3 separate regions of the Mus musculus genome follow, and regions 2 and 3 are each linked to region 1. The links are chromatin loops, found by intact Hi-C in ENCODE. Cell type or tissue: heart. All regions are shown on one strand. Links, peaks and the distances in the headings refer to the core of each region. The heading gives the core; the rest is flanking DNA.

The links. Hi-C counts contacts between places; a loop is a spot of excess contacts. Peaks named below come from ENCODE experiments on the same cell type or tissue, not always from the same donor. Only the 100,000 strongest peaks of a DNase experiment are listed, where the experiment ranks them.
Region 2: a loop joins it to region 1, with 8 times the contacts of the local background. A loop is called at or near these places in 2 of 42 quality-filtered maps.
Region 3: a loop joins it to region 1, with 4 times the contacts of the local background. A loop is called at or near these places in 5 of 42 quality-filtered maps.

What each region holds. Positions count from the first base shown.
Region 1 is chr10:82,350,747-82,358,039 of GRCm38, reverse strand. It overlaps Gm4924, which reads right to left and starts at 3,515. Exons shown (of 4, transcript XM_017314182.1): 1 at 3,381-3,515. The coding sequence starts at 3,503. In heart, for the core only: no CTCF peak of the experiment used is centred there; DNase peaks (open chromatin) are centred at 3,509 and 3,789; H3K4me3 peaks cover 1,332 bases; H3K27ac peaks cover 1,161 bases.
Region 2 is chr10:81,639,907-81,647,199 of GRCm38, reverse strand. Ankrd24 (ankyrin repeat domain 24) reads right to left here. Exons shown (of 20, transcript NM_001374016.1): 11 at 7,264-7,293; 12 at 7,065-7,172; 13 at 6,388-6,432; 14 at 6,210-6,308; 15 at 5,152-5,224; 16 at 4,781-4,899; 17 at 3,307-4,683; 18 at 767-895; 19 at 342-407; 20 at 1-100. The coding sequence ends at 23. Among named protein-coding and RNA genes, the nearest start is that of Gm10778, 5.5 kb to the left of the region's middle. In heart, for the core only: a CTCF peak has its summit at 3,209 (motif pointing left); DNase peaks (open chromatin) are centred at 3,449 and 4,629; H3K4me3 peaks cover 2,279 bases; H3K27ac peaks cover 1,919 bases.
Region 3 is chr10:82,238,163-82,245,455 of GRCm38, reverse strand. Zfp938 (zinc finger protein 938) reads left to right here and starts at 4,181. Exons shown (of 4, transcript NM_001105557.2): 1 at 4,181-4,285. The coding sequence starts at 4,283. In heart, for the core only: no CTCF peak of the experiment used is centred there; a DNase peak (open chromatin) is centred at 4,115; H3K4me3 peaks cover 1,412 bases; H3K27ac peaks cover 989 bases.

The sequences.
Region 1 (7,293 bases), core at 1,391-6,390:
TTCCCTTACAAATTGCTGCCCTCCACTCCTGGACTTCTGACCTAGCTGCCACACAAAAGGGCCTAAGACCAATGGAGCCTGTTGATATTCTGATGATATACCAGGACCCCTTCCTGCCTGAGACTCCATGACAAAGAAGAAATGCACAACTCAAACCCACAGGTTGATGGAGGAAACCACAGCAAAAGACCATTCTCACAAAAACAACTGGCAGGACTGTCGGTAACTAACCTCCACCGAGCAACCCATGTGGGATCCTGCACAGACCAAGGTATGTTATACTGGACAGCCTGGCACGGGATGTCTCAGCCAGATGCCAGGTTTGTGCTCAAATGAATCAAAATCAAAGAGCCCTTACCCAGAAAAGGGTCCAAATGAGGGAACAAATCCCAAAGAGCCCTGGGAAAACTGACTTAACCAAGTTCTGGACTGACCGGGGAGGATAAAAGTACTTGCTAGTTTTTATACATACCTTTTCCAGGTGGGTAAAAATGTCCCCCACCTGCACTAAAACTACTCACATAGCACCTTAAAAAACTCTCCCAGGAACTGGTCCCCTGATTTGGCCTCCCCCAGAAATGGGATCCAGCAATGACCCGGCCAAAATCTCTCAACTAATAGCTAAAGCTTTAGACACAGATTGAAACTTCATTCTGCATATAGACCTCAGTGTTCTGGCCAGGTAAAAAGAATAAACAGGACACTAAAAACCAAAAAAACAAAACAAAACAAAAAAACAAAACGAAAAACCTGTAACAAAACTCTCATTAGAGTCTACCAAAGAATGGACAGGCCTCCTTCCTTTGCTTTAGTCAGCTGCACCCCGTGTAGTGGGGGATGTACTCCACTATGAGATTTTGTTCATAAACCATTCTACATTCTTTTACACGCTCAGAGACTGCAGGTGGCAGAACTCTCCCAACCGTTCTTTCTCAATCACTGCAGGCACTCCAGTCCTCCATAAAGACTACTGGACTACCTGAGAGAAACAGCCGACCTCCGTATCCACCAGCAGTTTGCCCTTGTTGCAGTCCAATGATACTGAGTCAAGTGAACAGCCAAAGGGACACTGGAACTAACCTGGGTGAACCCTAAGAGGTGGCCGTGAAGGTAGCTGGTATTACATCATGGATCCACCACACCCAGACCAAAATCTGGATGCCACAACTGCTGCCAAATGACTGTCTCTTGAGTGTGGACCCATTAAAATTAAAGTTTCATCTGTTCTCCATTCCCTTCCTCTCCTTGCCCCTCCACCTTTACCCAAGTCTTATGTTTGATACGAATATAAGAGTCATGGTCCAACCCCAACTCAGGTCCAACCCCTTAGGCTTAGTTCCCCAACCTGGGAACTAAGACAGATACAGGGAAGGTATTACCTAATGTACCTACAGACCAGCAACTAATATTCATTTTGACCTTTGCTCGCTGATGCCCACTTTAAATGCATAGTTGTATTATAGAAAGGAAAGATATGGAGGTTTGTCTTTTGACATAGGGACATAAGAGTTTATAATTCTATGCATGCCCTGCAGCTGAGCCCCCTAGTTGCCAAAAAGAAGGGAGTTTCCATTAAAAGGGGGAGGGAGAGGTTCTAAAACTGGGGCTTTCAGAAAACTTCCTTTAAAGAGATTCTGGCCCTGGGGAAATAGGAAAAAGTGTAGAGCGGGATTCTATGCCACAGGAAGGATCCCCTGGGACAGAGTTAAACATTTGCAGGCAGCATTCAGTCAAGACTGTTGGTTATGCTCACACACCGGATCCCTGTCACACTACATGTGGATAGGAACTAGCCAGACTAACAGCTCATTGGCTGACAAAATTCAATGGTGACTAGGGCCAGCCCATATTAATGTTCTACTCTATAGATGAATTCATCTGGATAACGATCATACCGAGCTCCGAGAGTACTTTGTGGGCATGTACTAATGGATTGACTAGATGTGCCTCTTCTGACGCTTTCCAAACTAAGTATAAGATCAGGACCAAATGGTATTAAAAGTTTGCTTCTCAATTAAAACAAGTTAGATTCCCTTATAAAAATGAACCTACAAAATTGAGAAGATTTACTTCTCACAAGATAATAGAAAATATGTCTTGCTTTGGGGAAAAAAAAAAAGCCTGTTGTTTCTTTGCTAATTGATCAGGAGTAATTTAAAATACCTTCCCATGTTTAGGGAAACAATTGATACTAGTCTCTGTACTCTTGGTCCCCTAGCTAACTAACCTGCTTTCAGCACTGACTGAAAATTTTCAGTCTGATTGGATTAACAGTGGGGCCCTGCATCTTAAACTAAAATTGAATGAATCCATTATTTGACTCATTCACTAAGGCCAGTGGGGAATGTAACACACAGCCCCAGACCTTAGCACAACTGATTCCATGATGGCAGTATCATTCAGGCTGTAAACTCAGTATGGACAGCGCCACCTACCACCATAAAAGCAAAGGCCTAATCCATCGATGTCCGTAGTTACAGGATGTCTTCATTAACTAACCTGGTTCATGGCTTCTCTAGTTCCACTTCTGACTGACTGTTCTTCTTAACTGAAGTTTGTCAATCCAGAACATGGTTTTTGTGCTTAAAAGCTCCTTTTGCAAAAGGCTCAGGGATAAACTGGGATGGGCGCACCTTAACTGGGAGCTGAACTAACTTTGAGTAGAAAGCTACCATGTGGTGTCCTGCCATCTTGGATAGTATGTCTCTATCATGTTACAACAATACAGAATTTGAGCTACAGAGGCAGCAAAAGTCCAATAAAAAGCCTAACAATTTATGCTCCAACAACAAAAAACTGATGAGAAAAGGTAATCGTGAGTGAAAGATGATCAAGGCAAGAATGAATATTAAATACTGTAACATCCTCTGACTTAAATTTTTGAATACAACTATGCAGTAGTGGTCCATACCTTTAATCCTAACCCTAGGGAAGGAAAGGCAAGTGGATTTCTGTGAGTTCCAGGCCATCCTAGTCCACACTGAGAAATTCTTGTTTCAAAAAAAGCAAAGCAAATCAATCAACCCACAACAATAACACACACACAAACCTACCAAACAAACAAACAAACAAACAAAAGATGTCTGGGAAAGAATAAAGAGACAGAACATGAGAATAAACTAAGGGGGGAAAAAAACAAACTACACAATTAACACATAATCAATGTTGACACATGAAACCAGGAAACCCAGTGTGTCTGGCCTTACTAAAACACGTGACTGGACTACTGTGAACCATCTACATGAATGTGTTAATAGCACAGACTTTACACCGGCGCAGAGTTAACTGCAGACAGATCCTACACCCGAATGTCAAGTGCCAAGTGCAGAACTTCTAGAAGATGCTAGATGAACTAGGGCTCTGCCTGTTAGCAAATCTACCTTCCCTTGCAATAATAAAAGCAGCAGAGGCACTGGCTGCACGGTGACGTCAACAAGGATGTTTTCACACAAAGGCGCCGTTCCCCATTCTTTGCGCAGGCGCAGGCAGCTGATCGAAGTCATTCAGGGATCTGCTCTTGCCTGGGAGGTGCAGGGACCCCACGGAACTCACGGGACCTCACGGGGGCACCGACTCGCTGCCGGTTCGCGAACCCCGGAACGAACGCCATGCGGGCTCCCGCGACTCCTCCCCGTATGGGGATGGCGGCCCCTCTCACCATGGCGCAGATTCCGAGCTCTCCCCACTCTCTTTTCAGCTCCCGCCAGTGGGTAGCAGTGTACCACGCAATACCAGGAGCCCCTTTCTCAGCACTGTATCCTAGCCTCCAGCATGGCAGACCGGAAGTGCCCTCCCCATTCTAAGTGACGGTCCTTCTGGAGGTCCTGATTGGATGGTGAGAGCTGAGTGACAGGAGCAGCTACCTTAGCGACACAATTCTCTTAAGTCTAACAGCCCAGTGGTTCACATGACCCCATCACAAGGATCATCTATGAAAGCCCTTTCTAAACTGACCTTCTAGATGGAGCTGGAGAGATGGCCCAGCAATTTAGAGCACTGGCTGCTCTCTCAAAGAACCCAGGTTTGATTTCCACACCCACAGAGATTCTCACGGCCATTTTTAACTCCAATGCCAGGTGATCTGATGTCCTTTTCTGGTCTCCAAAGACACCAAATGCACAGGTGGTGCACAGACATACATGCAGGTAAAACACCCTTATTGACAAAATGAATAATAATTTTCAAAAATCATAGCCACATTAAAAAAAAGAAAGGAGGGAAAGAAGAAGGGAAGAAAGGAGGAAAGGAAAGAAGGAAGGAGGGAAGGAGAGGGGGAGGGAGGGAGGGAGGGGGGAGGGAGGAAAGTATGTGATGTGCTCCAGCTTCCATCTTAAGCACAGAGTTTTCCCAGACCTGCAGAGACTTGCATTGCAGTAGAACTTGTCCCTTGCATTTTTTCCTGCACTCAGTAGGCACTTCTCCTTGTAGGCATAGGATCTCTAGGATACAATACAAGGATTATTAAACAATGTGCAGTGGAGTGATCCACATGCCTCACAGCTAAGGATGCCTAGCCCACCTAGATCAAATTTAATATCGGATATAAAATTTGCTATTCATCAGGCATCAGCAACTTCACTAAGGCACACCTAGGATTGATCACACCTCTCTCCCCTGCATATTGGTAGCCAAGACATTATTAACGTTTCCCCAGCTTTCTGTTGTAACAGAGGCTTATCATGCCAGCATTTGGGAGGTGAAAACAAGACATCAAAAGTTTAAACCCAATCTACGGAGAGTCTCAGGACAGTCAAAGAAACACACACACACACACACACACACACACAAAAGCAGCTTGGTCTATGACACCAAATACCAACAATTAGCCACTCCTGCCCCCAAAATGGAGTGACCAGTGTAAGGACCTGGGGTGAGAAGACAGGGATAGAAGGGTTAAGCTCAATATGTCTAGCATAACCTGATGGCTCATGTTAAGCACATTTATTAACATATACAGCTCTGATAAACTATTTATACATGAAGAACTAGACAGCAGAAAATTTAATTTAGCAATGTTGGCCTCCCTTCCAAGATGACCGTGCCAGGGTCCTTATCTTCACGTTCCAGCACACTAAGCATCTCACAACTTCAAAGCATAAGCTTATGTTTATTTACACCATTTTACTTGTGAACATGATGATAGCTATGACGATCGCCACCAAAAAAAACTTTATATTGACCCTTGCTCTTTTTGAGAATACAGTGAGTGGAATGCTCAAAGTTTTCAGCTGGTCTTTAACACTACAGGGTAAACCAAGGCAGGCAGTGAGGTTGCTGTTGGCAATTGGGATTAGTACTGAGAACAGCTGACAGCTTAGCACCAAGGGCTGACAGGGTTCTGGTCACTATCTGGACTGATGCTGGCTGCTGCCTATGGCAGGCAGAGATTAGAGAAATTACTCAGCTGACTTTCTCTGAGAGAGCAAAGCTTGAGTCACTGCAGCTGGCACACCCTGTGGCCGGCAAATTACTCTGAACTCTTTTAACTAATTAGGGACCAGTAGAAAGTAAAGAGAGAGAAAGTCATACACACACACACACACACACACACACACACACACACACACTGAGTGGATGTAGCAAAAGTCAGACTCCAATAACTTTCATACATATAAATACATGCATATAGACATACAGACAGACAGACATAGTCACCCAATGAATGGATGAAGCAAAGCTCCAGCAAGCAGGCTCCAAGCATTTCACACAAATATACACATATACATACAGTTGGTGGATGGAGCAAGTTCCAACACACACCCACACAAGTTTTACACATATACATACTGTTGGGGTGCAGGAATTGCCTCACAAACCACACAGACACTAATTTCAGTCAGACCAGGACAGGTCTTTTTTTTTTTTCTTGGTTTTTTTTCGAGACAGGGTCTCTCTGTGCAGCCCAGGCTGTCTTGGAACTCACTCTGTAGACGAGGTTGGCCTCGAACTCAGAAACCCGCAGCCTCTGCCTCCCGAGTGCTGGGATTAGAGGCGTGGCCACCTCGCCCGGCTCAGGACAGGTGACTGAGAATGTGCTCCAGGGCCATGGTCCAGATTTGGGGGCTGAACAATGACCCTGAGTTAAGATCCTACAGGGTGTTCAAGCCCAAAATCTACAAATATTTATGCCAAGTTATTTCACCAATCAGAATTTAGGGATAAGAGAGTTCCTTAGCAACTTGTCTTTGTTGTGTATCTATCCTGCTCCCATTGGTTGGGATATTCAACTGTAGTGGGGGAATTGCCTTATCTAATATTCATGTGTTAACTTGTCTACCAGGATGGGACTTGTCTAACACTTATGTCTTAACTTGCAAACCAGGGGCAGTTTATAAAGGCAAACACAAGAAAAGCTTATACACAATTGCAAGAAGTGCTTCTGGGTGATCGTGCCGGCTCCAAGCTTATTGTGGGTAACTCTACAAAACAGTTGTATTGACTTTTAATGTGATTGGTTTCCAAGGGCAAAAATATAACAAAATATGGAATCAATCTTGGCAGCAAAAAGTTTCCTAGTAACATAAGAAACACATGAGAAAGTTTCCTTATAATGATAGGCTACCCAGGTAACAGCTGCCTAGGTCTTGACATTTTACCCAGGCTTTAACACATACATATACATTTGATGGATGGACAAAGTTCCAACAAGTTTATTGTTTCTCTCATAGCTTATATATACCAGCAAATTTTTTCAAGCAGTATAAAGTGACAATGTAATCGCATTCTATTTTCCTTCTAGTGAGTAGTGACTATTAAAAAAAAACCAATATGTTCCCTAATACCTGTAAAAGATATAACATCATATAATACAAGTAAAGAAAACAAATTATTCCCAAGAACCCACGTACATTCTTAACTAAGCAGCATGTTATAGATTAACAAAATGTGGGCAAGCAAGGGAGCTTTCTCAGCAAGTTTCTCAGATTGACAGGCAGCAATTTGTGGTTACAAAGAAAAGATTCATTATTTTATTATTTATCTTTAAAAGTAATCTTATAAGAATCTCAAAAGAATGACGAATCTAAACTTTTATATAAAAAGTCAGTCATCGCTACTTTAAATCGTCAGAATACACATCTACTCATCAGCAATTTTGATTAAACCATATCAGGAAGCTGAGGGCAAAAGTGGGCATAGGAAATCCATTATCACCAGTTCAGCCTCAGTGAGAGTCAAGTCAGCCAGTGCTGTTAATGTTGTTGTTCCCTAACCTTAAAAATTCCCTTCCTTAAGTAATAAGTATGTGCCTTTCTGAGTCTCAAATTGCTCCCTAAGATTTTCTACAGTCACAAA
Region 2 (7,293 bases), core at 801-5,800, 710 kb after region 1:
ACTGAACAGTTGAGCTGTGTCCTCAGCGACCCTGAGCCTGAAGCCGCTGCATCTGCAGAATCTGGCTCAAAATGCACTGTACATCCTCATCCATCTGTCCCTGGTGAGGTGGGAGATGACAGAGGCAGAGTCACACCCTGATGCTTCTGGTAGATGCTACCCTTTCCCTTGCAAATCTGTCTATTCAAACCCAGGGTATCAATGCCCCCAAGAAATAAGTCAGTGCACAGGGATGTTCCCAGAAACCATGAGGCTGGCTCTGAACAGAAGGAGAAACCGAGGCCCAGGTAGTGTCAGGGGATCAATAAAGCTGGACTGGAGTCAGGAGGCAGAGGACTCACCTGAATGGCATACAGGAGATGGGTGCGGTATAAAGCCACCACAGCGCCATGCTCCCGGGCCTCCTCCTGTGGACACACGGGAGATGGGGATATCAGAGGTACAAGGTCATCCTTGTGTACATTGTGAATTTGAGGTCAGCCTGGTCTACCTGAGACCCTGCCACAAAAGAGAGGTGGAGAAGGAGGAAGGGAACAGGAGGGAAGGGAAGGAGAGAAGGGGGCTTGGAATGGAAAGGGAGGGAAGCCCATCTAGAGGGAGACACGCCCACAGAGTCAAAACCCCATGTCCAGTGGCTGCTAGTGACTGCCTCGGGAAGTGTCTGAGGTCCCCTGCCCAGCCTGTACCCTGCCAGCCACCCCCACCTCTACCCCGATTGCTCTGTCTATGGCTCCCATCACCCCTGCCCCATATACAGAGCCAGTACCTGTATCTGCTGCTGCAGGGCTGTCACCTGGCCGCGCAGAGCCTCCTCCTCCTTGGAGCTGGCTGGGGTGGACTGCTGCACCTTCAGAGCCTCCTTCAGTGTAAAGACTTCTTTGGACAGGTCTGTGATCTGGCAAAAGGGAGGGGACCCTGTGAGTGAACATGCCGAGCCAGGCAGGGACCAGGAACCTCTGGCACCTTTCCTGGGCAGCCTGGCACAGGGTCACTGATTCGAGCCAGGAGCTGAGCTGACTCAGCCTCTGACCACACTGGTGCTTGCCAGAACACAGTCCAGGAATCCCCTCATTTGAGGAGAATTCCGAATGCTGTGAGAACATTCCAAAAAACTCTGTATTTATACAGCCCAGGGCTTAAAATGTTCCTCATATTTTTAAATATCTGGAGAAAAAGAAATCCAAAGAAAGATCTATTTTGTGACCACTGAAGGGATTCCAAATCACATATGACACTTATTAATAAAGTTTTATTGTTACACAGCCATGTCTGTTCACAGCAAACAGGGACCAGACATTATGGAGCCTCCAGGTCAATAAATACAGTTTTTTGTTTTGGTTTGGTTCTTCATAGAAAACACCCTGCATCCCCTTATCTTAAGGCCTGTGTTGGCACACCTTGGAAAAAAAAACAGGGCCTGGGGCTGCCTGGCCAGACCCAGCAACCCATAAAGCCAACTTAGGATTTTTATCTCATTTTATGGGATGCCCAACATTGACCTGTGACTTCCACGCATGCACATGCACACAAGGGGCATACACAAAAAGATACAATTGGGGGCCAATGATACAGCTCAGGGGTAAAGACACGTGCTGCCAAGCCTGTCTCTCTACCTGAGTTTAATCCCTGGGACCCACATGCTTGCACAATATGGATTCAGGCAAGTTGTCCTCTGACCACACATGCATGCTCCAAGTCCAACATAAATAAATATGTGTCATTTTAAACATTTTTAAATATGTAAATGGGTTCAAATCCCAGCTTATGACCCATTTCGTGGCCATGTAACCTTGTCGGAGTGGTATCACCTCTCTGTGCATATTACTTCAAATGGGGATAATTAGAGAACACGTTACAGGCTGGATATCTGTTACCATGGTTACCATTGCATATCAACACCAAAAGTGAATCTGCTGAGACTTTCTTCCTTCTCTGGGACTCAGTTTCACATGTGAGAAATGGGCTAAATTCTCAAGCCCTTGCTGGCTGGGAGGTTCTTCAGTTTTGTGTAATCTCGGGTTAGTGGACACCAACAGTGAGCAAGGAGGGAACCCACCTTCTTGTCCTTCTCCTTGGCTTTGTCCAGGGCCTCCTGGGCACGGCTCTGGGCCTGGCGCGCCCTCTCGGCCTCTGTACGAAGCCCCCGGAGCTGCTGCTCGGCCGTGGCCAGCTGGGCCTCGGCTGCGTGCCTCTCGCTCTTCATAAACAATGCCTCACGCTGCACCTGTGGCCCAAGCCCATGCGTGACTCTCGGGACATTTAGACCCCAAAGTGGCTTGGATCCTTCGGCTCTTCCCACCCTTCCATGCTGAACTGATACCATTCCACCTCAAGGAAGGTTCTGATTCCCACCCGACCCTGGTAACATCCCGGTCCTGCCAAGAGCCACTGGCTACTGGCTGTTTGTCCCTGGACAGCTGGTTAGGCCTCTTTGTGCCCTGGTGGCCTCATTTGTGGTGCAAGCCTGTGACCCAGATACTCGGGAAGCTGAGGCAGGAGGATCAGGAGTTCCAAAGCTACACTGTGACTTCAAGGCCAAAGCAAGAACGAAAACTGTCTCACACACACACACAATCCCTTCTAAGGAAGTTTGTTCGCTTTTTTTGTTTTGTTTTGTTGAGACAGGGCCTCACTGTGAAGCTATGGGCACACAATATAGTTGGCAAAAACAAAATTTTCAACTCAGATGGGACTCAGTGGGTAGAGAGCTGGCCCAACATGCACCTCTGTGTAAACAGGTCCTACTGATGCTACACCTATCATCCCTCTAATTGGGAGGTAGACGCTAAAGGATCAGGCTTTCAAAATCAGCCTCAACCACACAAGTCTCTGCTATAAAAACAAAACAAAACACACACACACACACACACACACACACACACACACACACACACAGACCAGGGGGCTCGGGAATGGCTCAGGGTAAAGGTGCTTGCAGCTAAGCCTAATAGCCTTGGTTGGTGCTCAGGATCCACATGAGAAAGAGAGGACTGTGTCCCACAGGCTGCCATCTGACTTTCCCACCATGCCATGTGTGTGCACCACATAGAAAATAATAAATTAAAACTAAATAGAAATACTATGGGCTGGAGAAATAGCAAAGGGGGTTAGATCACTGCTCTTGCAGAAGACCAGGGTTCAGTTCCCAACACCCACGCGGTGGCTCATGTCTGTAACTCCAACATCCAGTAAATCGGACGCCCTCTTCTGGCCTCCGGAGTACTGCGTATATGTGATAGACATTCACGCAGACGCCCAGGCCCACGCGGAAATCCTCTGAAAGGACAGCCTGGCGCAGGCGCTCACCTGGAAGACCTCTGCGCTAGTCTTCTCGTGCCTGCGCGCCAGGTCCGCCAGCTGCGCCTGCAGCCGGGTCACGTGGTCGCGCAGGGCGCTCAGCGCGTGCTCGTGCTCGTCCGCAGGAACCGAGGCCCCGCGCATGCGCTCCAGCTCCTCGCGAGCGGCGTCCACGGTAGAGCTGAGTTCGGCGACCCGAGCCTCGGAGGCAGCTAGCGCTTGGCGCAACTCGGCGGCCTCTGTGCGTGCGCGCTCGCCGGTAGCCGTGGCCGTGGCCAGCAATTCCCGAAGCGCCTCTAGCTCGCGGCTCCGCCCCCGCGCCGCCTCCTCAGCCTCTGCAAAACGGCCCCGAGCAGCCTCTAACTCGGCCGCAGCCTCCCGCTCCCTTCTGCGTAGCGCCTCCTCCAGACCGCGGATCCGGGTCTCCAGCTCGGCCTGCAGCGCCGCCGCCGCCGCCCCCGGGTGCAGGATCGCAGCGCAAGGGTCCTCCGTGCCGCTGGTCTCGGCTTCCGTAGTCTCTGTCACAGTGGCCTGTGCCCCCGTGGGCTCCATAGCTGTGTCCTGCGCTCCGGTGCAGTCTGCCTCCGTGGCCTGCCAGCAATCGGCCTGCGCTCCTGTGGCCACCTGGGTGGTGTCCTTGACTCCTATAGCTTCTATCGCTGTGGTCTGCACTCCTGTGACCTTCACTCCTATGACCTCCGCCACTGTGGCCTGCACTCCAGTGGTCTTCACTGCCTTAGCCTCTAATCCTGTGGCCTGAATTCCTGTATCCCGCACTCCGATGGCCTCCATGTTTCTAATCACTGTACCTGTGAGCCCTGCCTGTGCCAACACATCCACCTCATCAGCTTTCATTCCTGGATTCTCTTTTCCTCCTGTATCTTCGGCAGCCACTGGCTCACTTTCGGCATTGTCACCTAGAGCTTTCACATTTAGGGCCTCAGCCATAGTAGCACTAGTGTCCATTTCCTTGGCTGCCAGTCTGTCTTTCCCCGTGGCCTCTGAACCTGCAGCCTCGGGTTCTATGGGTGCTGCTTCTGAAACCCCTGCTTCAGTATTCCAGACACCCTTGGAGCCTCCTGCTTGGAGTTCCATTCCATTTGCTTTGGTTTCTGCATATGTGGTGCCGTTGAGGTCTGGGACGCTGGGTCCATTCTGGATAGTGATTCCCTTATCCTTGATTTCCTGGTATGCTGTCTCTTCTCCTTCTTGAGCCCTGGGTGGCTCCCCCTCCTGCTGCTGCTGCTGCGAATGCATGGCCTCTGTGTATTGCCTCCGAAGCTGCTCAAGCTCTGCCCGTAAGGATTCATACAAGACCAGGGGGACGACCTCGGCCTGACTTTCTTCTGCCATCTGCGCCTCATCCTTTTCAAACTCCTCAAGGATCTGGGGGTGGGGAGGCAGGCAGGCTAAGAGGTGGGCTCACCATGTTCCCTGCCCACCCCGAGGTCTGCAGAGATGTCCACTGCCTCAGTTTCCCCACCTGGACCTTTTCCAGCAGCTCCTGGTTCTGCCTGGTGAGCTGAGCCACCTGCTCCTGTAGGGAAGCAACTATTTCCTCTGCTGATGGACTCTGGTTCTTTGGCATCAGTGCATCAGCTCCTGACAAGGTTGAGAACAGCACAGAGTCAGGCTGGGGACACATGCCATGAGGGACAGTCAGGAACTGCTCAGTGGGGAGGTGCATTGCCTCAGGCAGGTGGGGATCATAGTGTCTGTGCCCTTCTGGCATCATGTGCCTCCTCCATGGAAGGCCATGGTCGTGGTTTTGTGTCCACATGGCCATCCACCCCTCAGAATCCCGGGTAGGCAGCAGGGAGGGTGTGTGTGTGTGTGTGGAGGGGCAGATCTCACCTGGGAAGTCAGGCATCTCACCCTCCTCATCCTGCAGGGTAGCTACATCATAGCTTGTGTTTTCTCTCTCATTCTAGGAGTCCAGCACAAAGTAGACCTTCAGACCCTGCTCCTTACTGACAAGAGACTTTAGGTCCTCCCAAACTGACAATGTCCATATATCCACACAACAGCGGGATTGGGGGTCAGCTCCAAACTGGCTGTGTCTGTGTCTGCTGAGCACCCAAATGGCCCTTCCACCTTCTAGTGAGATGCAGGTATGGACCAGGGCCTTCACACATGCTAGGCAAGCACTCATCACTGAGGGATGTTCTGGCCAGAGTCTGGCTCTGGGCTTGAATCCCAGCACATCCCCAAATACATGCTCATCTCTGTGTATGTCTGTGCCATGGTGTGCTTGGAGGGACATTTTATCACACTTATTCTGTGTGTGCCTGCAGGATGTGCACACACGCCACAGTACAAGTCAGCAGTCAGAAGAATTGGTTCTCTCCTTCTGTCATGTGGGGAGTGGACTCAGGTCAGTAGGGTTGGCAGCAACCTCTTTATTGACTGGTCTATATCACCAACTCTAATTGCACACTCTGAGCAGTGTGTGGGTGTCTGTGTCTGTGTGAGGGCTGTGGCCTGTGTGTGACTGGTATATTTATATGTTTGGGGCACGTGTGATTGTGATGTGTGTGTCAGAGGGGCTAGAATCTTTGCATGGGTGCGTGTGTTTGCAGAAGTCTTGATAAGTGTGTGATTTTTATGGAAGTCATGTGTGGCTGGGACATTATGGATGCACCATGGTGCATAGGTGAAGTTCTGGCATGTCAGAGTTGGCCACACTCTACCACACTCCTCACCCATGCTGGGACCCCACCCCTTACCCCTCCCAACACTGGCAGGACACACTTTGATGAAAGCCTCTTTCCACATTCACTCCCTGCTTTTCCTTACATCTCTTTGGCCATTCCAAGCTCCACCCCACCCAGCCTCTTGCCCTGCCCCTAAGGCAACGCCCTAATCCCTAGGGACCTTCCTTCTGTGGCTCTGCACTCCCAAGCCCCACCCACCTCCAGCAGGGACAGACGGCTCTGCAGGCTCTCCACCTCCCGGCCCAGGCTCTCCTTCTCCTCCTGCTTCTCCGCCAGCATCTGTTGCAGCTCCTGCACCTACAGAGGCCTAGGTCAGCACTTGAGGACTTCAGGACACTGGACCCTCCCAAACACTGGCTGTGCCCTCCTCACCTACCTGTCTCTCCAGGCTGTGCACTGAGCTGGCCTCCGCCTCCAGGGGCTGCAGGTAGAAGTGGTTGGGACTGGACAGCCACCTACCACCTAGTGTCTGGTAGCCATGGCTTTTTTCCATGTACACTGAGCACCTACTATGTGCCACTCTGACCGATCCTTCACACTGTCAGACCCCATTCTGTTCTTTCACCCAGGGCGCTTAGGTACATTGCCTGCTGTGTAGCAGATCCTGTGCAGGGCCATTCATTCATTCATGCATGCATGCGTTCACTCATTCCTCACCGTGGGCCACTCCTCATCCAGTATTCATCCACTCTGAGCTCAGCACTTTCACCTGAGCCTGCCCTTATGGGCAAGCCTGCCCTCACGAGCATGCCTTTGAGTGGTAGAGTGCTCTGGTGAAATGAAAGAAGCATACAATTTCAAATATGGTGGCAGGGGAGATGTTGGAGAAAGGGAGCCTTGGGGACAGCTGGAGAGACAGCAATTCTGTACTGCAGACACCATGGGCAAAGGCCCTAGGGCTGAACAGAGCCTGCATTGTTGAAAGGCCAGTGAGGGGGCTGCATGTCAGGAGCAAAGGGACAGTGGGGAAGAAAGGGTGAAGGAAGGATAGGAAGGTAGGTGGTATGATATCCCAGGGAATTGCTCCAGACTGCAGGGCTGCAGCCTCCTAACCTCCTTCCTCCTCCGTTCCTTGTGCTGTTCCAGGCCCCTGATCTTTTGCAGGAGCCGGCCTCTCTCTTGTCTCAGGCGTACAATCTCCTCATAAGCATCCCGATCGTCCTGTCCCCTCCCCATCAGGGGACACCACTTTAGGTAAAGTCTCTAGAGCTAGCAGAATCCCACCTTGCCACAGGCTCCCCCCAACTCTTACAGGAACTGGTGTGCTGGCTGGAGGCTGGGG
Region 3 (7,293 bases), core at 1,597-6,596, 110 kb after region 1:
CTCTTTCTGGAATGTATGTTGATACTTGTGTCTAATGTCTTCCAGGTTGACCTATAAATTGTTATATATTCCAGGATGAGATTATTTTACAACCCCCCCCATCTTCCATCTGTCAATTACTGATATTATAGCCATGCATCATCACACCTGTTATATGTAGTTCTAGGAACTGATCCCAGTGTTTCCAGCATGCTAGACAAGCACTCTACCAAATGAGCTACATTCTCAACCCCTGAAACACAGTTTGTCTGCATATGCTTAAAACAGTAAATATGATTTCTCTCATACCATCTGTTCTCTTGGCACAAGCTGGTTGTCTATAATTTAATGAATCTCTGGAAATACTAACTGGAACAAGTTATATTCCACAAAGGTAAGAGTTCAGACCCAGAAGAGCCCTCATCTGGGATGTCCATTGTATATCCAGACCTCCTTAGCTGACCAACTACCTATAAGTCAACTGTGGCTTTTGGTGACCCTTTAGGGCAGGTCACAGAATTTATGTTAGCAGCAATGCAGACTTCATTAGCTAGGAAATAATTTTCCTTACACTTTCAGGACTTGGTGGCTTCATTTTTTTCATACACAGATCTTTTGTTCTCTTAACATAAAAGTCTACATTTTGTGAAAAAGGGATTAAAGCTGAGTTTGAAGCTCATTAGGTCCAGAGCTTCCTTAGAATTGTATCAAGCTCTTAAAGTAGCATACACTGAGTAAACAGCTGTAATCCTAGCACTAGAGAAGCTAAGCCAAGGGGACAGCAAATTATCTGCTAGCATGCAGTACAGCAAGAGAACTTGTCCTCATGAGAAACAAAATGCAACACAACACAACACACTACCAACCACCTAACCAAAACCATTTATTTGTTTGTGGACATCTTTGACTACATAGAGAGTTTGAAGTCAGCTTGAAATTCATGCATGACACCTTATTTCATAATAAATAAATAAATCAGTATGTTGAAATACTAGCTTGTACCAATGACACTGAAATGCTAGGCTCAATGTCCTTCTGAGTTCTCAAATATTATTATTCAGCTTCAAAACTAATATTGAAATGCTTTGTCATATAATATTTTGTAATATTTCATTGATTTGAATTACCAAAATTCCAAGTATATCTAAACAGTATTTCACTAGATAAAGAGATGCAGTTATACTACCTATAGCAATGTAAACAGATACAAGTAGATAGTAGTTTTTAGTAGGAGTGTTCTAATCTTCAATATCACATAAGGAACAGATCAACTGAGTTTATTTGGATGGTATCCATATTTCAGAATTGGGTGCCTTGAACTGAGATAAATGGTCACCAAACTGAATTGTAAGACAAGGATTGAGGAGAATTAGAACACATCTTTGATTTCAGCACTGAGGAAGAAAACTGAGGCGGGATCCTTGCCAACTTTGAAGGGATGGGTAGCTTTCCTTACATGAATGTAGATATATTTTAATGTTTAAATTATATTTATTTGTTTGCTAGCTTGTATGGGGAGGGTCATGTCCATGTCATGCTCCCCACGTGGGACCAGATAACAACTTGTAGGAGTTGGCTATCTCTTTCCATGATGTGTATATTAGGGTTCAAACAAAGTCAGAATCCCCAGCCATCAGGAATGTGAGGATTAAGATTCAGTCTGAGGACACCAAGCTCATCATCCTTTAACTACACATTTTCAGTTTTCTGATTCTATTGGGTTCCGCAGGCCCTTAGCGCCCTAATTATCCTAGTCATTCACCCCTATACATCCATGCTAAGTTCACTTCTGGTAGATTTTTCCCATGTCAATAACTAAGATCTGTCTTAATCATTTTACCTAGAATCTGACCTCACTTTTGATACTCTCCAATCAATTCTATAGGGCTATAGTTTTCCAAACACAAATCTAACCCTAGCATCATACAGACTTTAAGTTTAAATAGCTTCTCATGATAGGGTGCTTGCCTGCATGCCTTCCATCTGTCAAGATAGTGAGTACAGACATCTTGACACCACCATCACAGTTCAGGTTTCACTTATGGCCACTTTTGGTTAAGGACACCAGAGTGTCCAGTTCATGATGTAAATTATCTACTTTTCTTAGAATCTCAATTTTTATTTATATTTATAGGTATTTTTACTACATGTATGTGGTGGACCACATGCATGCAACGCCCTGAAGAAGCTACAAGAGAGTCTCTGGTCCTCTGAGATGGCAATTACAGATTGCATTGAGCTACAATGTGGTTTCAAGCCATTGATATTTGATCCCCTGAAAGAACAGCCAGTGTTCTAAACCCAATGATCTTATCTCTCCTGCCCTTTATTTAGTTATCTAATATTGTATTTTTATTCCCAGGAGCCACTTTGTAGTCAAAGTTAGGAGAAAAGGTTTCATTGTAGGCTGGTTTGAAGTCTTACTTCTACCTGGACTGGACAGCAGTCAAAAGCACTAGTTGTTTTTTTCCCAAAGGATTAAGATTCAATTCCCAGAACATACATGGTGGCTATCAAATGCTTATACTTCCAGGGAATCCAACAAGCCTCTTCTAATCTCGAAGGACACTTCACAGATGTTGAGGACAGGTATAAACGTAGGAAAGCAGCCATATATGTACAATGATGTCTTAAAAAACACTTCCTTCTACCGCTTTCTGTTCCGAGATGTCAAAGGAACAGATCTAGATGCACAGCAGTGATGGAGAGAGGAGCAATGTAAACTTCACCTGCTAGGCAAGATATGTCCCTGAGTGGCTTACCTGAATAACCCTCAGGAAGTGGTGGCCTGCACTGAATTTTAAAAGTCCAGAATACGGAGGTTGTAAGACAGCATGATAATGATGCTTGGTGGTGAAATCCACCACCAAGAGTAAGGTCTGTCAGATGGAAGGCATGCAGGCAAGGGCCTTGTGGCCTGTACCATGCACACACACACACACACACACACACACACACACACACACCAGAGTAGGGGGTTTTTCATGTGTGGTTGTCATTTACCCAGAACCTGTGTGGTCATCCCAGTAGCATAAGCAAGTGTCATAGGTACAGAACAGCAATGTTGTGGACACATACATGACATCTAGCACCTTAGTCCCAATGGGAGTCACTGCCCAGATGTGTGATGACCAGCCTTCTAGGTCCCAGATCCTTATAGGTAAGAAGAGCACACAGTAAATAATTCCAGTCTCCAGTCTGGATTCTGTGTAAGCACAGCCTGAGCAGGCCTGAGGCAAAGTCTGTACAGAAAGACAGACCTTGACACATCCTGCAAAGGGTGTTACTGGACAGGTCCTCTTTTCATGATTCTTACTCCTTTCATCACAAATGTCTTTGCTTTCTGTCTTCCTTGATTTTCTTTTCTTTGCCAACTCAGAGTAGAGTTAGTTGCTTAATGTAAAAGAAATGCCTTGGAGATAATGTACAAATAATCTGCCTGAGCAGTACATCTTAACAAACTCGGTTAACATGAGCCATTGTGTTATGCAAGACATGCTAATCTCAAACTGTCTATATCTATCATCTGACCCTGGTCACCTCCTGTTTGGGAAGCCTAATTGTTTGCATTTGGTGCCATAAATCAAGTTTCTTGCATTTTATTTGTTTGCTTGTTTTGGTTTTTCCTGACTGTTCTGAAACTCACTCTGTAGACCAGACGTAAATGTTTTTATATCCAGCTTTCACCTCCCAAATGCTGACATGATAGGCCAGTGTCACCACAAAAGGCTGGGAAAGTTAATCTTTTGGCTACTAATGTGCAGTGGAGAGAAATGTGAGCAACATTACTGTAATTGCTAATGCCTGAATGGTGCGTATCAATTAGGTAGTTTAAGTTCGACTTGGACGGGCTGGGCGCCCATATAGCTGTGAAGCAGTGGGTTCACCCCCTGTACATTGTTTAATGGTCATTGCAAGCTAGAGACCCTCTCCTGTGCCTACTCGAAGGAAGAGTGTCTACTGAGTGTAGGAAAAATGTGGGGACAACTTTGCAGTTCAGGCTCAAGTTCTACTGCAGTGCCAAACTCCTCAGGTCTGGGGCAGTTCTGTGCCTGAGGTGGAAGCCAGGGCTGGAAACATCAGTGCAATCTGTCACTGTGGGAGCTGTTCCTGTCACTCAAGCCTCACTAGCCAATCAGGGACTCCAGATGGACCGAGCAGTTAGAATGGGGAGAGCACTTCCGGTCCGCCATACTGCAGTCTTGGCTGAGGCTCTGTGGAAGTCGGCTGTGATTCCGTGTGCTTTGATGTGATCTGTTGCCGGGAGCTGGGAGGAGAGTTGTGCGAGTTTGCAGCCTGCGCCATGGTGAGCTGGATCGCTGTCCAAATGCGGGGCGGATCCGCGGGGCCCCTGTGGTGTTTGTCCAGGGGCTGCGGGGAATCAGCGTCAGGTGTTTCTCTGTTTGTTCACTTGAGTTCCCTGCACCTCCCTGAATGACCTCCTTGAGTTCCACCCCCTGCTCCGACTATGGGGAGCTCGGAGCCCTTGTGGGAAAACATCCCTGATGCTGACGTCACCATGCAGTGAGCGCCTCACTTGCTTTTACCGTCTCCAGGAAAGGCAGATTTTCTGACAGGCAGAGCTCTAGTTTCTCTGTGCCCTCTAAAGTTCTGCACCAGGCACGTGACATTCGGGTGTAGCATCCATCGCAGTTAACTGTGCGCAGTGTAAGGTCTGTGTCATTAACACATTCGCATGTGGATGCCACGGTGGTCCAGTCACGTGTGTTAGTAAGGCCAGACTCACTGTGTTCCCCTGCCTAAGTTGTCAAAATTGACACAATTTTAATGGTGTGGGTTTTTTCCTTCTCATATTTTGTCGATCTTTCTATTCTTCCCCAGGAAGTTGTTTTTTATTAGATTGTTTGCTTGGTTTGGTTGGTTGCTTGTGTATGGGGGTTTTGTTTGTGTTTTGTTTTGTTTTGTTTTGAAGCAGGATTTCTCTGTGTAGACTAGGCTGGCCTGGAACTCACAGAAGTACAAATGTGCCTCTCCTTCCCAAGGGCTGGGATTAAAGGTGTGGGCCACCACTGCTTAGCTACAATATAGCCCTTATTGCAGTTGTATTTGACAATTGAAGTCAGAGAATGTCACTGTGTGTACTGTATATATTCAATCTTTTGTTAACCAATTTTCATTCATGAGTACTGAATACTGTTTCTCATCTGCTTTCTGTTGTTGATAGCTTAAATTGTTAGACTTTTCATTGGGTCTATGGATCCATAGCTTAAAATCCATATGATAGTGATATAAGAGCCAAGATGGCAGGAAACCACATAATTACTTTCTAGTCAAGGTTTAGCTCAGCTCCCTGCTAAGGCAAGTCCATCCCAGTATACCCCTGAGCCTTTTTCATGAGGAGCTTTTAAGCACAAAAAACCATGTTGACAACATGAGTAAGGTAGTACATGTAGAGACTATCCCATAACTTTGGACTTTGATGGACTAGGCCTTTGTGTTTTTTTGTTGGCAGATGGTACTGTCTCTGTGTTGAAGTTACAGCTTGAATGGTACTGTCATCATAGAGTCAGGGCCCTTGTTACATTCCCCACTGGTCTTAGTGAATGTGTCAAATCATGATTTCATCCTATTTTAGTTTAAGATGTAGGACCCCACTGTTAATCCAATCAGAATGAAAATTAAAGGCTCAGTCAGTGCCAAAAGCAGAGTAGTTAGCCAGAGGACCAAGAAAATGGAGACAAGTATCAATTTTATCCCTAACCATGGCAGTAATTCTTAAATTAGTTCTGGTTAAATAGCATAGAAACAATAGGGGTTTTTCCCCAAAGCCAGACATAATTTCTTTTCTGTCAGAAGAAGTAAGTTGAAGCCTTTTCAATTTTGTAGGATCATTTCTGTAAGGGACTCTAACTGTTGTTTTAATAGAAACATTTTAATAGCATTAGCTCTTGATCAACCTGTGTACTTAGTTTGTAAAGGATCAAAAGAGATATATTTAGTCAAGCCATTAGTATATGCCCACAAAGTAGTTTAGAAGGCTCAGCAATACTGTTGGATATCCAGATGAATTAACTTACAAAGCAGAACACTAATAATATGGGTTGTTACTGTGAGTTTTGTTAGTCAGTGGGCTGAAAGCCTAGTATGCTCCTATACATATGTAGTACAGAGAGGCCATGTGTCTAAGGAAAAGCAGCAATCTTGGCTGAATTCTGCCTGGGAATGTTTAACTCCATCCCCAGAGTCCCTCCCTGTGGAATAGAGCCTGATTCTCTGGGTTTTTCCTGTTTGCCCAAGGCCAGAATCCTTTTAAGGGAATTTTTCTGGAATCCACAGTCTTAGAAACACTATTTCTGTAATGGAAACTTTCTTCTTTCTGGCAACCAGGGGCCTCAGCTGCAGGGCATGTGTAGAACTGTAAAGTCTGTATTTCTATCTGTATAGGTAAACCCCATCTTTCCTTTCTGTAATACAACCTGACATTTAAACTGGACATCAGTGAGCAAAGGTCAACATGAATATGGGTTCCTGGTTTGTAGTTACATTAGCTAATATCTCCCCTGTATATGTTTTTCTTAGTTTCCAGACCCAGGCCTGAGTCCAGTGGGGGTTGTACCATGACCCTTTATTCATACCATATAAGACTCAGGTGGAGGTAGAGAGGAAAGGAGTGGAAGGACCTGGAAAACCAATGAAACATTAATTTGAATTGGTCCATAGTCCAGATATAGATATTTGGCAGTATTTATGGCATTTACTTTTTGATCTGGCTATAGTGGATCGATCCATGGTGTAATGCCAGCCACCTTCACTTCCACAGAGTGAACACCTTTTAGGGTTCTTCCAGGCTGAACTGTCCCTTCAGATACTCACAAACAGTATTATTAGACTAGAACAAGGGCATACTGGTGGTGGACTTGAAGGTTGGCTGGTTCTCTCAAGACTGCACTTAGTCACTTGAAAAAGGAATGGTTGGAGAATTCTGCCAAATGTAGTCTCTAAGCCTGTCAAAGAGCACAGTGCAGTATACCTTCCCCCATATGGGGTGAAGCTGGCCAAAGAAAAGCAAAGGAGGGAGCCATAGACATTTTTTTGGTTGATTCTAATGAGAATTTATTTAAAAGGTTTTTTGTTTGTTGTTGTTGTTGTTTTTATTTTTTTAATGTCCTGTTTATTCTTTTCACTTGGCCAGAAACTCAGGTCTGTATGCATAATGAAGTTTGCTATATATGTCTAAAGCTTTAGATATTTTTTAAAATTTGAAATATTATTTGTTTACATTTCAAATGTTATCCCCTTTCAGTTTCCCCTCCGCAAACCCCCATCCCACCCTGCCTTACCCTGCTTCTATGA